Regions from separate parts of the Homo sapiens genome. Here region 2 is linked to region 1. A link is an interaction called in ENCODE POLR2A ChIA-PET data of the cell type or tissue named here. Cell type or tissue: Caco-2. All regions are shown on one strand. Each heading gives the region's core, and the rest is flanking DNA. Links, peaks and the distances in the headings are about the cores only.

Region 1 (7,823 bases), core at 1,453-6,452:
CTCAGGTGATCCGCCCACCTTGGCCTCCCAAAGTGCTGGGATTACAGGCATCAGCCGCCGTGCCCGGCTGCATTCCCAGTACATTCTAGTTATTCTTGAGAGCTACAGTCAAGAGTGGGGAAGATTGGGTCAGTCTCAGGCCACCTGGAGAACTTCCCTGCACTCTTGTTTTTGCTTTGCTCATTCTCACCCCGTGGCCCCATCTGATGTCGGGGTGGTGTAAAATCATTGCTGTTCAACAGAATCATGTGGCGTGGGACGAATGCCAGGCCAGGTCCCAGTTCTCAAGGGCTGATTTTTCCTTCCATGTAAAGAGTTGAATATTGCTTACCATATATCTGGTATGGTTTTGTTTCCTATAATTCAATGAACATATATAAATTCACTTAATCTTCCAAAACTATAATGTAGATACATTTATTGTCTCCTTTTGTGGGTAACAGACTTACAGATTACAAAGCTAGCAAGTTATAAGGTAGGATCAGGATTCAGAACAAGTCTTCGTAGGCTGGGTATAGTAGCTCACGCCTGTAATCCCAGCACTTTGGGAGGCTGAGGTGGGCGGATCACTTGAGCTCAGCAGCTCAAGTCCAGCCTGGGTAACATGGAGAAACCCCATCTCTATAAAAAATACAAAAATTAGCCATGTGCAGTGGCATGTGCCTGTAGTTCCAGCTACTTGGGAGGCTGAGGCAGGAAAGTCACTTGAGCCCGGGAGTGAGCCGAGTTTGTGCTACTGCACTCCAGCCTGGGCAACAGAGAAAGACTCTGTCTCAAAAAAAAAAAAAAAAGAAAAGAAAAAAGAAAAAGAAAAAGAAAAGAAAAGAAAAGAAAAATTCCTTCTAGCCCAAAGACCATGATTTTAACCTGATCCTACTTTTTGAGCCTCTCTTATATACCAGGCATTGTAAGCTCAAAACAAAAAATTAGGCTGAAAAGTAATCAAGACACAGCAGGCTCTCAATATAGAATAAGTCCTCGCAGTTCGAGGGCGTGTATTTTTCTGGGAAAAGAGATTTTTTTTAAAAAGTAAAGATTTTAATGTAACAAGTAGAGACTTGATATAAAAAATACGGGTCTTGGGGACCAGGCGCGGTGGCTCACGCCTGTAATCCCAGCACTTTGGGGGACTGAGGTGGGCGGTTCATGAGGTCAAGAGATCGAGATCAGCCTGGCCAACATGGTGAAACCCCGTCTCTACTAAAAATACAAAAATTAGCCGGGCCTGGTGGCAGGCACCTGTAATCCCAGCTACTGGGGAGGCTGAGGCAGGAGAATCACTTGAACCCGGGAAGTGGAGGTTGCCGTCAGCCGAGATCCTGCCACTGCACTCCAGCCTGGCGACAGACCAAGATTTCGTCCGAAAAAAAAAAAAAAATGGGTCTTGGAAGAAAATAATCCACAAGGGAGATAATCGGGAAAACAGAGGGACGTATTTTGCATTTTTTCTATGGATGGTGGGGCATTGGAGAATGAGGATGTATTTATTAATTTATATTTCCATCACTCAGTATGTGTTAAGTAAACACTATCACAGGGACTGCTCAGGGTGTTTGTAAATAGTGTGGAGTGATACCCAGTCCTGCATTCATGGAGTTAACAGAGTAATAATTTCCTACAAAATAAAACTCTCATGGTCCATCTTTATTTATTGATTGATTTTTTGAGATGAAGTCTTGCTCTGTTGCCCAGACTGGAGTACAATGGCGCAATCGTGGCTCACTGCAACCTCCGCCTCCCAGGTTCAAGTGATTCTCCTGGCTCAGCCTCTTGAGTAGCTGGGATTACAGGTGCCCGCCACCACACCCGGCTAATTTTTTGTATTTTTAATAGAGATGGGGTTTCACCGTGTTAGCTAGGATGGTCTCGATCTCCTGACCTCGTGATCTGCCTGCCACGGCCTCCCAAAGTGCTGGGATTACAGGCGTGAGCCACCATGCCTGGCCGGTCCATCTTTATTTTTGCAATGCTCAAAAGCTTTAGGTAATATGATATGTACCTATGAAGTGAAAAGGTCACCAGAGTCTCACCAGTTATTCGGGCCATCAAGTGTGGCTGTTTATAGAGTCCTTTTGAATGAATTGTAAATTGTATTAAAGAGGTGGCCTTCTCAATTTGCTGCTAGTGTAGTCTGAGAGAATCTGTAGCCTAGGAAGCCACAGAGTTGCCCCTGGTTTGTAAAAGGATGTGGTCATCTGCACGGTTTTAATCCAGCATGTGCCCTTTCCTACAAGCAGAATGATAGCTGTGCAAGTTCTTGGTGATCCGGTAGATGCAAGAAGAGCTGTGGATGGTAAGGGAGAGTCTAGGAATAATGAAGGTGAGCTGCAGACACTGTGTCATTTTGAACAGCGTCCCAATTTAGTATCAAAGGATATTTGGCATTCTCAAAAATACTTTGATACTAAATTGGGACGGTGTTCAAAATCCCAAATTTTGGAAAATTTTAATGCCCTTTTATAGGAGATGGTAGTTTTTGTTTTGTTTTGTTTTTGAGACTGAGTCTCACCCTGTCACCCAGGCTGGAGTGCAGTGGCACAATCTCGGCTCACTGCAACCTCCGGAAAGGCCAGATTTTTTTCTAATGAGGCATAATGCCCAAACAGGAGCACATGCTGCTCTTCACACTCATTATTTCCATATGCTCAATTTTCCGATACATGTCACAGCAAAGCAGAAATACAACACCTTTTTGCTGAATTAAACAGCAAGTCGGCCAGGTATGGTGGCTCACGCCTGTCATCCCAGCACTTTGGGAGGCGGAGACAGGTGGATCACATGAGGTCAGGAGTTCAAGACCAGCCTGGTCAACACGGTGAAACCCGTCTCTACTAAAAATGCAAAAATTAACTGGGCGTGGTTGCGAATGCCTGTAATCCCAGCTACTCAGGAGGCTGAAGCAGGAGAATCGCTTGAACCCGCGAGGCGGAGGTTGCAGAGAGGTTGCACCATTGCACTCCAGCCTGGGCGACAGAGCGAGGCTCCATCTCAAAAAATAAATACATATAAATAAATAATAAAAATAAACTCACCTGAACCTTTTTAGATAAGCAAAACCAATTTTTTTCCACTTCCTTGGCAACCGAACAGAGAATGGCGTGAGAAAGAAGAAATCGCGAGCCGTCATTGCTTTCTTGGAACCCAACCTGAAATTAAGAAAGGCCACCAGGGCCATGCCTCTCTCACCTCAGACACAGATTCAGAGAGAAGCGAGAAGGCACCTCTGTCCCCAAGTTCCTGGGGCCTGAGCTCTGCACACACCGTAGGTCTGAAACGTGAACTTCCCTTTGAGGGTCATCCTGGGCGGAATTCCAGTCCTTAGGTATCTGCACGTATTCCCAGGCTTGAGGCCATTTCAACCCTAAATCAGGAATTCCAAGTCTGGTTTTGTGTCTTCTGACTACGAATCTTGCCTAGAGATGCAAAGGTGTGACCGGGTGTGCTGGCTCGCGCCTGTAATCCCAGCACTTTGGCAGGCCGCGGTGGGTGGATCACCTGAGGTCAGGAGTTCGAGACCAGCCTGGCCAACATGGTGAAACCCCGTCTCTACTAAAAATACAAAAATTAGCTGGGCGTGGTGGTGCGCGTCTGTAGTCCCAGCTGCTCGGGAGGCTGAGGCAGGAGAATGGCTTGAACCTGAGAGGTGGAAGTTGCAGGGAGCCAAGATGAGGCCACGGCACTCCAGCCTGGGTGACAGAGCGAAACTCTGTCTCAAAAGAAAAAAAAAAAAAGAGGCCAGGCGCGGTGGCTCATGCCTGTAACCCCAGCACTTTGGGAGGCCGAGGCAGGCAGATCACAAGGTCAGGAGATGGAGACCATCCTGGTTAACACGATGAAACCCCGTCTCTACTAAAAATACAAAAAATTAGCGGGGCGTGGTGGCGGGCGCCTGTGGTCCCAGCTACTCGGGAGGCTGAGGCAGGAGAATGGCGTGAACCCAGGAGGCGGAGCTTGCAGTGAGCCGAGATTGCGCCACCGCACTCCAGCCTGGGTGACAGAGCGAGACTCCGTCTCAAAAAAAAAAAAAAAAAAAAAGAGAGATGCGCAGGTGTCTCATCTTAAGCGTATTCCCCTGGAGGCCTGCCATGTGGCAGTGAGGTGACCGGAAGTAGAAAACGAGGACAATCAGACCTCGAACTCACACCCCTCAGCTACAGGAACCGGCGCTGCCACCTCGTCATTTCAGCATCAATCCTGCAGGCGTCACGCTACGTCACATCCGGGAGAGGCCGCGCTGCCGACAGGTGCAACATGCGGCGGCGACGCCCCACTCTAGTCCCGAACGCTAGCCTGAGGCTCGGGACCGCACATGCGCATTCCCCACGGAGGCCACCGCCCCCTGGCTTCCTGGTAGTCCGTGGACACCAGGCGGTGTCTGTGGTCCCCTCCTTCTCGGGCACCTTGCTCGTCCACTGCTTGGGGCACCACTCGGGGAACCCGAGCGCTTTGGAAATGTGGTTCAAAAAAGGACAGCCCTTAAACGCTAGGGTCCCGCCCCTCAGATTGCTCCCAGCATGCAACGCGGCCCCTCCTCCAAAGCCGCTGTGCCCTGGAGGCAGCTGGGAGCTCCAACCGAGCATGGTGCACAGGTGCAAGCGGGTTGTGCTTCCTGTTTGGGGAGTTGTGTCGTTGGTTTTCCGGAAAGCTCGGAAGGAAGGGGCTCCACCACAATAAGGATTTGTGTATCTAAACATACCGAGCCATGCAAAAGGCACAGTTTTCCAAAGACGTTGTAGCAACTTAGCATTTTTTTAATTTTTATTTATTTTTTCTTTTTAGAGATGGGGGGGGTGGTCTCACTGTGTTGCCCAGGCTGGTCTTGAACTCCTGGGCGCAAGCGATCCTCCCGCCTCAGCCTCCCAAAATGCTGGGACTACAGGCGTGAGCCACTGTGCCAGCCACAACTTAGCATTTCTGTTGCACATATTCAGCAATAGCATTTTCCTGGATGTTTTGGGCTTTCAGTCAGTATGGTAGGGAGTAGTAGTATGTCATTTTCGCTCTAATTTGCATTTCCCTTAAGAAAAAACTGAATTATCATTTAAATATTAGCCACTTGGACAAGCTTCCTTTGTGAATGATTAATCAAATCTGTAATTTTACTTCTCTATTGTGCTGCCTGCCTTCTTAGTAATTTATAGGAGCGTTTAGACTCTGTATGCAAGCCCTTTGCCAGATCTGTGTATCGCACGTTTCTTCTTCCATTCTATAAACTCTCTTTTCACTCTGCTATGGTGCCTTTTGTTTTGTAGCTTCTAATATCTGTTCATTCTATTTTATGGTGTTTTTGTGTTTTCAGAAATGTTTGCTTATTCCAATTCATGATCTCTTATGTTTTCACATTTATCTTCGGTGATAAATCTGGAAACAATTTTCATTTATGGCATGATGTAGAGGTATAGATACATTTTATGTTTGTGTAAAGTTCCTGGCTAAGGGGCAGAGGCAAGGACATGACCAAGCAGACACATATTGGCTGGAAATGCTCTCAGAGAAAGCGGGAGAAGCTCAGCTCAGATCCACGTGGAGATGTACTGAAGAGTTCCGGTAGATGGCGGGTGGTACCAAAGCAGAAAAAATGGTTGTAACCATCAATAAGGCCACGCAGCACTAAATGCCAGCCTACACTGACAGCCACTTGGCAAGACACAAGGTCCAACAGTAGAGGACTTTACAAAGGTTCCTGGGCCCCACGTGTGTGTAGAATGGGTGGGCTGCTTCAGCCATAGCCTTGGTCTGAGCAGCTTCCTAAATACTACAGCCATTGGCTTCGCTTGCTTGAGCTGGTTTAACCCTCTTTTATTAATTCTGACCGATGCTCTCTGCTACCATCTAGTGATAACTAATGAAAACGCAGACTACTTAAAACCTTAAAACAACTGATGTCAGGCTATTTACAAGACTGCAGAGGACAATGACTTGTGCATTTTAGAGCTCAAGCCAGAATAACCTTGCTCTTTTGTGATGGGTTTGACTTTCTTTCATATTGGATTAAATCTAGACTTACTGATGGTGCAGTAAAAATTGACACTTGTGTGCACAAAAAGAGAAAAATGACACCGTCCTGTTTTATGTGTGAACATTGTTACTTGCCGTAAAGTTCCCCATGGTTCCCGAGATAAAAAGACATCGTGAAAGGCCCTATAAAAACGAATGCGAAAAAACCACCCCAATTTGTGCCCGTGTGGAACTGGAGAATGGCAAAGATGAGCTGCCTCTGCCCAGTCCTGGATAAATATCAGGTTCCTCAGCAAAATAAATGTGGTTGTTGTGATCTAAATTTTAGGGGGGCGGGGGCAGGCGCGGTGGCTCACACCTGTAATCCCAGCACTTTGGGAGACCGAGAAGGGCGGATCACCTGAGGTCAGGAGTTTGAGACCAGCCTGACCAACCTGGAGAAACCGCGTCTCTCCTAAAAATACAAAATTAGCCAGGCGTGGTGGCACATATCTCTAATCCCAGCTACTCGGGAGGCTGAGGCGGGAGAATCGCTTGAACCCGGGAGGCAGAGGTTGCGGTGAGCCGAGATCGCACCATTGCACTCCAGCCTGGACAATAAGAGCAAACCTCCGTCTCAAAAAATAAAAAATAAATAAATAATTTTGGGGGCGGCATTATGCAGCCATAGAAAGTCAGAACACTGGCATTATGTGACATGTCCTTCCATCCACACCAGGTGACCCTACTAATGTATGAAGTCTTTGAATTTGGCTCTAATTTTGAGATAGTTGTATTTTTAATCACTTTAAGGAATTATTTTCCTAAACAAGTATTTTTACGCTTGATCTTACCCAAAAGGCCGAGAAGCGATCTAAACAAGTATTTCTAAACAGAAATAGAAATTTACTTATGTACAAATACACCCTTACCTCCCTGAGGATATTTCTCATCTCCTTGGTGAATTATATGAACGTATTTGGATTTTCCAATATGGAAACATTTAAGTTCCTGGAATAAGTCCCACTCCTTTATAAATATATGAACAGTTGGGCACCCTATTGTCCCATTAGGATTCATGATTCTTCATTCAAATGTGAGATTACTTTATTCATATATATATATATATATATATATTTTTTTTTTTTTTTTGAGATGGAGTCTTGCTCTGTCGCCCAGGCTGGAGTGCAGTGGCGCGATCTCGGCTCACTGCAAGCTCCGCCTCCCGGGTTCAAGCGATTCTCCTGCATTAGCCTCCCGAGTACATGGGACTACAGGCATGCGTCACCACGCCCGGCTAATTTTTGTACTTTTAGCAGAGACAGGAATTCGCCATGTTGGCCAGGCTGGCCTCTAAGTCCTGACCTCAAGTGATCCGCCCGCCTTGTCCTCCCAAAGTGGTGGGATTACAGGCGTGAGCCACTGTGCCCGGCCTGGACGCTTCTGAAGCTCTAACTTCACGTCTCTTGGCCACAGGCAGGTGTTTTCCACGACCAAGTTGCTAACTGGAAGCGTAAGCGACAGCGTGAGGGGCGGGACTAGAAGGAAAGCTCCTCAGCACTTCCGGTTCTGGTTCTGAACTTAGCGTGTGTTCCAGATCTCCAAAGATATGCAGGTTCAACTTGCAGGCCCAGGCGGGCGAATCACCTGAGGTCAGGAGTTCGAGACCAGCCTGACCAACATGGAGAAACCCAGTCTCTACTAAAAATACAGAATTAGCCGGGCAGGGTCGTGCATGCCTGTAATCCCAGCTACCCGGGAGGCTGAGGCAGGAGAATCGCTTGAATCCGGGAGGCGGAGGTTGCAGTGAGCTGAGATCGCGCCATTTCACTCCAGCCTGGGCAACAAGAGCAAAACTCCGTCTCAAAACAAAAACAAAACTGGGT
Region 2 (6,411 bases), core at 1-5,000, 1.8 Mb before region 1:
CTTCGGTGCTGGAAGCACGGGATCGGGGGCTGCCACACCCACCCCTGCTCCGGGCCTAATGGAGGGAGGAACCCTTACCGAAATTGCCCCGCAGACGGGCTTTATTTGAAACTGAGAAATTGCGTAGAAGAAACCGCTGAGTGCTGAAGGCCCTAGCAGGCTCCTTCCTAAGGCGCTGGGGCCAAGCATTCCCTGAGGAGGCAGCAGTGAAGGGTGCTAGAGTGAGTGGAGCCAGCCAGGCTTGGGGGACCGAGCGGGAGGAGAGTGGGGGAGTGGGTGGAGCCTTGGCAGCAACGTGGGGCTCAGTCTAGGTGGGCGGGGCTTCTGCGCTAAGGGGTGGGCATGGTTATGGGCGGGGCCTCAATGGCGAGGAGGGTGGGACTTCTGCAGAGGGACGGGGCTTCAGTGTTACGGTGGGTGGGGCTTCCGCAGTAAATGGTTGGCCTCGGTGTGGGGAAGGGCCTCGGTAGTGGAGAGGGTGGGGCTCGGTGTGGGAGCAGCGCCTCAGCGGTGAGGAGGGTGGGGCTTCTGCTGTAGAGGAGGGGGGGCCCTCAGTAAGCAGGGTGGAGCTTCTGCTATAGAGGGGTGGGGCCTCAGCGGGGGCGGGGCTTCGGCTGGATTTTCAACTGAGGGTGGTGGGAGGTGACTCGGGCTTGTGAGCAGAGCATAGAGTTGGGCGGCTTGCCATTTGACCCACATTTCTCTGGCTGCTTTGTGGATGGCCTGTGGGGGACAGTGGGACGTGGTCCATAGTTGTACCGGCGGGAGATTCAGGAGGTATCTTGGAGGCAAGAGGGCCAGGTTTTATTACCTGTGGACTGCAGACAATTTCTGCTTCCTGGGCGCCTCGGCATGCTCTGTCCTGTGGGGAGCGTCCTGTTGCCTTTCAACAGAGCAGGGAAATGGGGCCGCAGAGCAGGAGGGAGGCAGAGCCACCTTGTGCGGTGATGAGCTGATCTCTTGGCGGTGCCCCCCACCGACACCCCACATCCCAAGCAGCCCAGGGAGTGATATCAGGCAGGGCTGGAATGGAACTTCAGATGTCTCTTCCCAGCCTGAGACCCGAGCCCACTGCCTTCCCAGGGGCCAGGTAGCTGGGACAGCATTCACCCTTGCACCTCGTTTCTCCGTCTTTGAAACGGTCATGATAACTCGGCCTCCTTGAAGGCTGCTGGGGCCAAACAAGGTCTTCAGAAAAGCATTCAGGCCGGGCGTGGTGGCTCACGCCTGTAACCCCAGCACTTTGGGAGGCTGAGGCGGGTGGATCACTTGAGGCCAGGAGTTTGAGACCAGCCTGGCTAACATGGCAAAGCTCCGTCTCTACTAAAAATACAAAAATTAGCCGAGTGTGGTGGCACACGCCTGTAGTCCCAGCTACTCGGGAGGCTGAGGCAGGAGAATCGCTTGAACCTGGGAGGCGGAGGTTCCAGTGAACCGAGATTGTGCCACTGCACTCCAGCCTGGGCGGCAGAGGGAGACTCCGTCTCAAAAGAAAAAAAAAAAAGAAAAGAAAGAAAAAAGAAAAGCATTCAGCACACAGGGTGGGCCCAGGGTCCTGTCTCACTGCCTCCCCACAGGAAGTAGAACGTGAGATGAGATAGGCTGTGGGGTGGGAACATGGCATTGTGTGGGACAGATAGAGTGCACCTCTCCTTCTGTTTCAAAGACCCCAAAACATCTGGGCCAGGCAGCTGGCGGCCCCAGGCCCTCTTTATACACAAATCACATTTGTCACATGCCGGGCCTTGGGCTTGGTCTGGAAGCTCATTGGGGAGCCAGACAGACCCTCTATCTGCCCTCTTAGCCAAGAGGAAAAAGTAACCAGGCAGCTGGGACCCAGAGTGGCATAAAGGCATGGGCACAACATGTGCATATGGCTGGTGTCAAGGGCAGCAGAGTCTGCCCCAGGGAGTGCCACTGCCCGGGCTGGGGAAGGAGTGGGCCCTTGAAGTGCCTGGGGCAGCAGGACCTGGAAGCTGGTCTTGATGTCAGACTGGCAAGTCCTTGCAGAGGTCTAGGCTGGGGACGGTGTCATCAAACTCGTGATTCATCCAGGGATGGATTAAAGAAGGCAAGAGTAGAGGAGGGGAAACCAGTGGGTGGCTTGGTGCATTCCCAGGGTGATGGGCAACAGTGGGGACCAGGAGCCTGGAGAGGAGGGGATGATTCAGAAACCCATCTCACTGGCAGGAGGTGGCGTAGATGGGCCACCTGCCCCTGCTGCCGGCCAGCCCCGGGGTTCTTTGTGGAGAACGTAGGGTTATTTTCATGCCTTGGTCCTACCAACCCCTAGGGGGCAGTGGGGAGCTATAGGGGTTGTCCGTCAGTGCCTCGAGAGCCCTCCTTCGTGGCCAGAGGCAGGACCTGCATCCCCGTGTGGATCCACCCCCAGGCCTGGCGTTGGCTGGTCCAGGTCTCAGGAGCCTGGGGAGTTCCATGTTACTGCCTGCCTCTTGGCTTGATCCCCCTTGGGCGCTAAGAGGACCCAGAAAATGCTTCACAAATCCTCACAGGCAGCTGTCCTAAGGCCCAGAGCTAGTCACATGCCTTTTGGTAAAGTGGAAATGGCTCGAGACCAGGGCACCAGATGTCCCTGAGGCTTGAAGCCTCAGCCACCTCCACAGAGATGAGTTGGTCGCCCGTCAGCCGGTTTGGGGGAAAGAGGCAAACGGTTTCTTCCTAAATCTTTCCTCTGTGCAAGCGCGTGCACACCGCAAGGCGTTTTGTAAACTTTGTCTTACCAAATCCTCCCAAAGACTGTGAGGTCCGGATTCACCCCATTTTTTAGAGAGGCCCAGAGTTACACTGCAAGTCAACAGCCGAGGTGGGATTCAAACCCAGATCACTGGGCCTCAGAGCACCTGCGCCTTCCCGGATGCCCTGAGCCAGAATAAGGGAGGAGCCTAGGACACGGGGGTGGTCCGGCCACGCCCCCCAGCCCTGCCTCCTGTCTCCCCGCAGATCTACCCCAACGAGAGACACAGTATTCGCTGCCCCGAGTCGGGCGAGCACTATGAAGTCACGTTGCTGCACTTTCTACAGGAATACCTCTGAGCCTGCCCACCGGGAGCCGCCACATCACAGCACAAGTGGCTGCAGCCTCCGCGGGGAACCAGGCGGGAGGGACTGAGTGGCCCGCGGGCCCCAGTGAGGCACTTTGTCCCGCCCAGCGCTGGCCAGCCCCGAGGAGCCGCTGCCTTCACCGCCCCGACGCCTTTTATCCTTTTTTAAACGCTCTTGGGTTTTATGTCCGCTGCTTCTTGGTTGCCGAGACAGAGAGATGGTGGTCTCGGGCCAGCCCCTCCTCTCCCCGCCTTCTGGGAGGAGGAGGTCACACGCTGATGGGCACTGGAGAGGCCAGAAGAGACTCAGAGGAGCGGGCTGCCTTCCGCCTGGGGCTCCCTGTGACCTCTCAGTCCCCTGGCCCGGCCAGCCACCGTCCCCAGCACCCAAGCATGCAATTGCCTGTCCCCCCCGGCCAGCCTCCCCAACTTGATGTTTGTGTTTTGTTTGGGGGGATATTTTTCATAATTATTTAAAAGACAGGCCGGGCGCGGTGGCTCACGTCTGTAATCCCAGCACTTTGGGAGGCTGAGGCGGGCGGATCACCTGAGGTTGGGAGTTCAAGACCAGCCTGGCCAACATGGGGAAACCCCGTCTCTACTAAAAATACAAAAAATTAGCCGGGTGTGGTGGCGCGTGCCTATAATCCCAGCTACTCGGGAGGCTGAGGCAGGAGAATCGCTTGAACCCGGGAGGTGGAGGTTGCGGTGAGCCAAGATCGCACCATTGCACTCCAGCCTGGGCAACAAGAGCGAAACTCTGTCTCAAAATAAATAAAAAATAAAAGACAGAAAGCAAGGGGTGCCTAAATCTAGACTTGGGGTCCACACCGGGCAGCGGGGTTGCAACCCAGCACCTGGTAGGCTCCATTTCTTCCCAAGCCCGAGCAGAGGGTCATGCGGGCCCCACAGGAGAAGCGGCCAGGGCCCGCGGGGGGCACCACCTGTGGACAGCCCTCCTGTCCCCAAGCTTTCAGGCAGGCACTGAAACGCACCGAACTTCCACGCTCTGCTGGTCAGTGGCGGCTGTCCCCTCCCCAGCCCAGCCGCCCAGCCACATGTGTCTGCCTGACCCGTACACACCAGGGGTTCCGGGGTTGGGAGCTGAACCATCCCCACCTCAGGGTTATATTTCCCTCTCCCCTTCCCTCCCCGCCAAGAGCTCTGCCAGGGGCGGGCAAAAAAAAAAGTAAAAAGAAAAGAAAAAAAAAAAAAAGAAACAAACCACCTCTACATATTATGGAAAGAAAATATTTTTGTCGATTCTTATTCTTTTATAATTATGCGTGGAAGAAGTAGACACATTAAACGATTCCAGTTGGAAACATGTCACCTGCCTGAGGTTCCTTCTAAGTCCTGGGGCTCCTGAGTGGGAGGGGCTTCCGGGGGGCAACAGACAAGACATGGCAGAAGGGCACTGCCATCTGTGGGGACTCCTGGGGTGCTGGGGCTGCCTGGGCACCATGCCCTGATCAGACTGACCCACAGAGGATGGCCCCAGCCACCTGATGAGGGTAGTCCTGTCCTCGCTGGTCTAGGAAGGTCTACCGGTCTCCAGGGACTCAGCTCTGGCTGTCGTGTGTGGCCTGGACTGGCCCCCCGGGCTCCCCAGAGCCTCAGCACAACCCAAATTACAGCATCCTCCATGCTGGATCCTCCCCCAGCCAACACCTCCTTTTCTACCTGAGACTCTGCACCCTGAGGACCACGACAGGCCAAGGCCCTCCTCACATCGTCCCAGCAGCCAAGACACCCAGCAGACCCTGTTTGCAACGTGCGGGGCATGTGGGCTCCATTTCTAACAGCAGGGATGGACTGCCCTGCTTATCCACTTGCTCCATCCTTTGGAAATTTCCACTTTTTTTAAAAAAAAAAAAAGGGGGGGGGGGGCTTAAAAAAACATACGAGGCCGGGCGTGGTGGCTCACACCTGTAATCCCAGCACTTTTGGATGCCAAGATGGGTGGATTGCATCAGTCCAGGAGTTGGAGACCAGCCTGGGCAACATGGTGTGAAACCCTGGCTCTACAAAAACAAAAATTAGCTGGGTGTAGTGGCGCATGCCTGCAGTCCCAGCTACTCAGGAGGTTGAGGCTGGAGGATCACTTTAGTCTCGGGAGGTCGAGGCTGCAGTGAGCTGTGATCATGCCACTGCACTCCAGCCTGGGTGACAGAGTAAGACCCTAGTCTCCAAAACAACAACAACAACATCAAAAAGGAAGTATAAAAAAGAAAAAAATTCCAGTACAAAATGATATTTAGGGGACTCAGGCACAGTGGCCTCCACCTGTAATCGCAGCTAATCAGGAGGCCAAGGCGAGAGGTTGGCTTGAGCCCAGGCATTTGAGATCAGCCTCAAAAAAAAAAAGGCCATGTGTGGTGGCTCACGCCTGTAATCGCAATACTTTGGGAGGCTGAGGCCAGCAGATCACTTGAACCCAGGAGTTTGAGACCAGCCTGGGCGATATGGTGAAACCCCATCTCGACTAAAAATTGAAGAATTAGCCCAGCGCAATGGTGCACGCCTGTAGTCCCAGCTACTCAGGAGGCTGCAGTGGGAGGATCACTTGAGCCCTGGAGGAGGAGGAGGTTGCAGTGAGCTGAGGAGGTTTCTCCAGCCTGGGCAACAGAGTGAGACCCTGTCTCACACAGACACACACACACACAAAAAGGAGGCCAGGCACAGTGGCTCACACCTATAATGCCAGCACTTTGGGAGGCCAAGGTGGGTGAATCATTTGAGCACAGGAGTTTGAGACTAGCCACAGCAACATGGCATAAACCCCATCACTACAAAAAAATAATAATAATAATAGCTGGGTGAGTGTTGCATGCCTTGTAATCCCAGCTACTTGGGAGGCTGAGTGGGAGGATCATTTGAGCCCAGGAGGTTAAGGCTGTAGGGAGCTGAAACTACCACTGCATTTCAGCCTGGGCGACAGAGCAAGACCTTGTCTCAAATTTAAAAAAAAAAATAAATAAATAATCTAATATTTGTGTGATCGAATCTTGTCCTTTAGGACTGACAGATTTCATATCATGATTAGTGGGATCCGTGGAATAATTTGTTGTTTGCTCCTCTGTCACCCAGGCAGGAATGCAGTGGTATAATCACAGCTTACTGCAACCTCGACCTCCTGGGCTCAAGTGATCCTCCCACCTTGGCCTCCCAAAGTGTTGAGATTACAAGAGCCACTGTGTCCAGCCTTGTTTTCTTTTCTTTTTCTTTCTTTCCTTTTTTTTTTTTTTTTTTTGGACACAGGGTTTCGCTCTGTCACCCAGGCTGGAGTGCAGTGGTGTAATCTCAGCTCACTGCAACCTCTGCTTCCATGGCTCAAGTCATCCTCTGG

The links. Peaks named below come from ENCODE experiments on the same cell type or tissue, not always from the same donor. Only the 100,000 strongest peaks of a DNase experiment are listed, where the experiment ranks them.
Region 2: POLR2A ChIA-PET joins it to region 1 with 5 read pairs; 1 of 35 experiments calls an interaction of 5 or more read pairs at or near these places.

What each region holds. Positions count from the first base shown.
Region 1 is chr19:2,885,553-2,893,375 of GRCh38, reverse strand. No RefSeq gene overlaps it. Among named protein-coding and RNA genes, the nearest start is that of ZNF57, 11 kb to the left of the region's middle. RefSeq lists a silencer at 5,614-5,791. In Caco-2, for the core only: a CTCF peak has its summit at 5,835 (motif pointing left); DNase peaks (open chromatin) are centred at 4,235 and 5,545; H3K4me3 peaks cover 1,580 bases.
Region 2 is chr19:4,673,207-4,679,617 of GRCh38, reverse strand. It overlaps DPP9 (dipeptidyl peptidase 9), which reads left to right. Exons shown (of 22, transcript NM_139159.5): 22 at 2,962-4,391. The coding sequence ends at 3,054. DPP9-AS1 (DPP9 antisense RNA 1) reads right to left here and starts at 336. Exons shown (of 3, transcript NR_164163.1): 1 at 79-336. RefSeq lists enhancers at 1-29, 2,687-3,647. In Caco-2, for the core only: CTCF peaks have their summits at 2,096 and 2,297 (motif pointing right); DNase peaks (open chromatin) are centred at 526 and 2,314.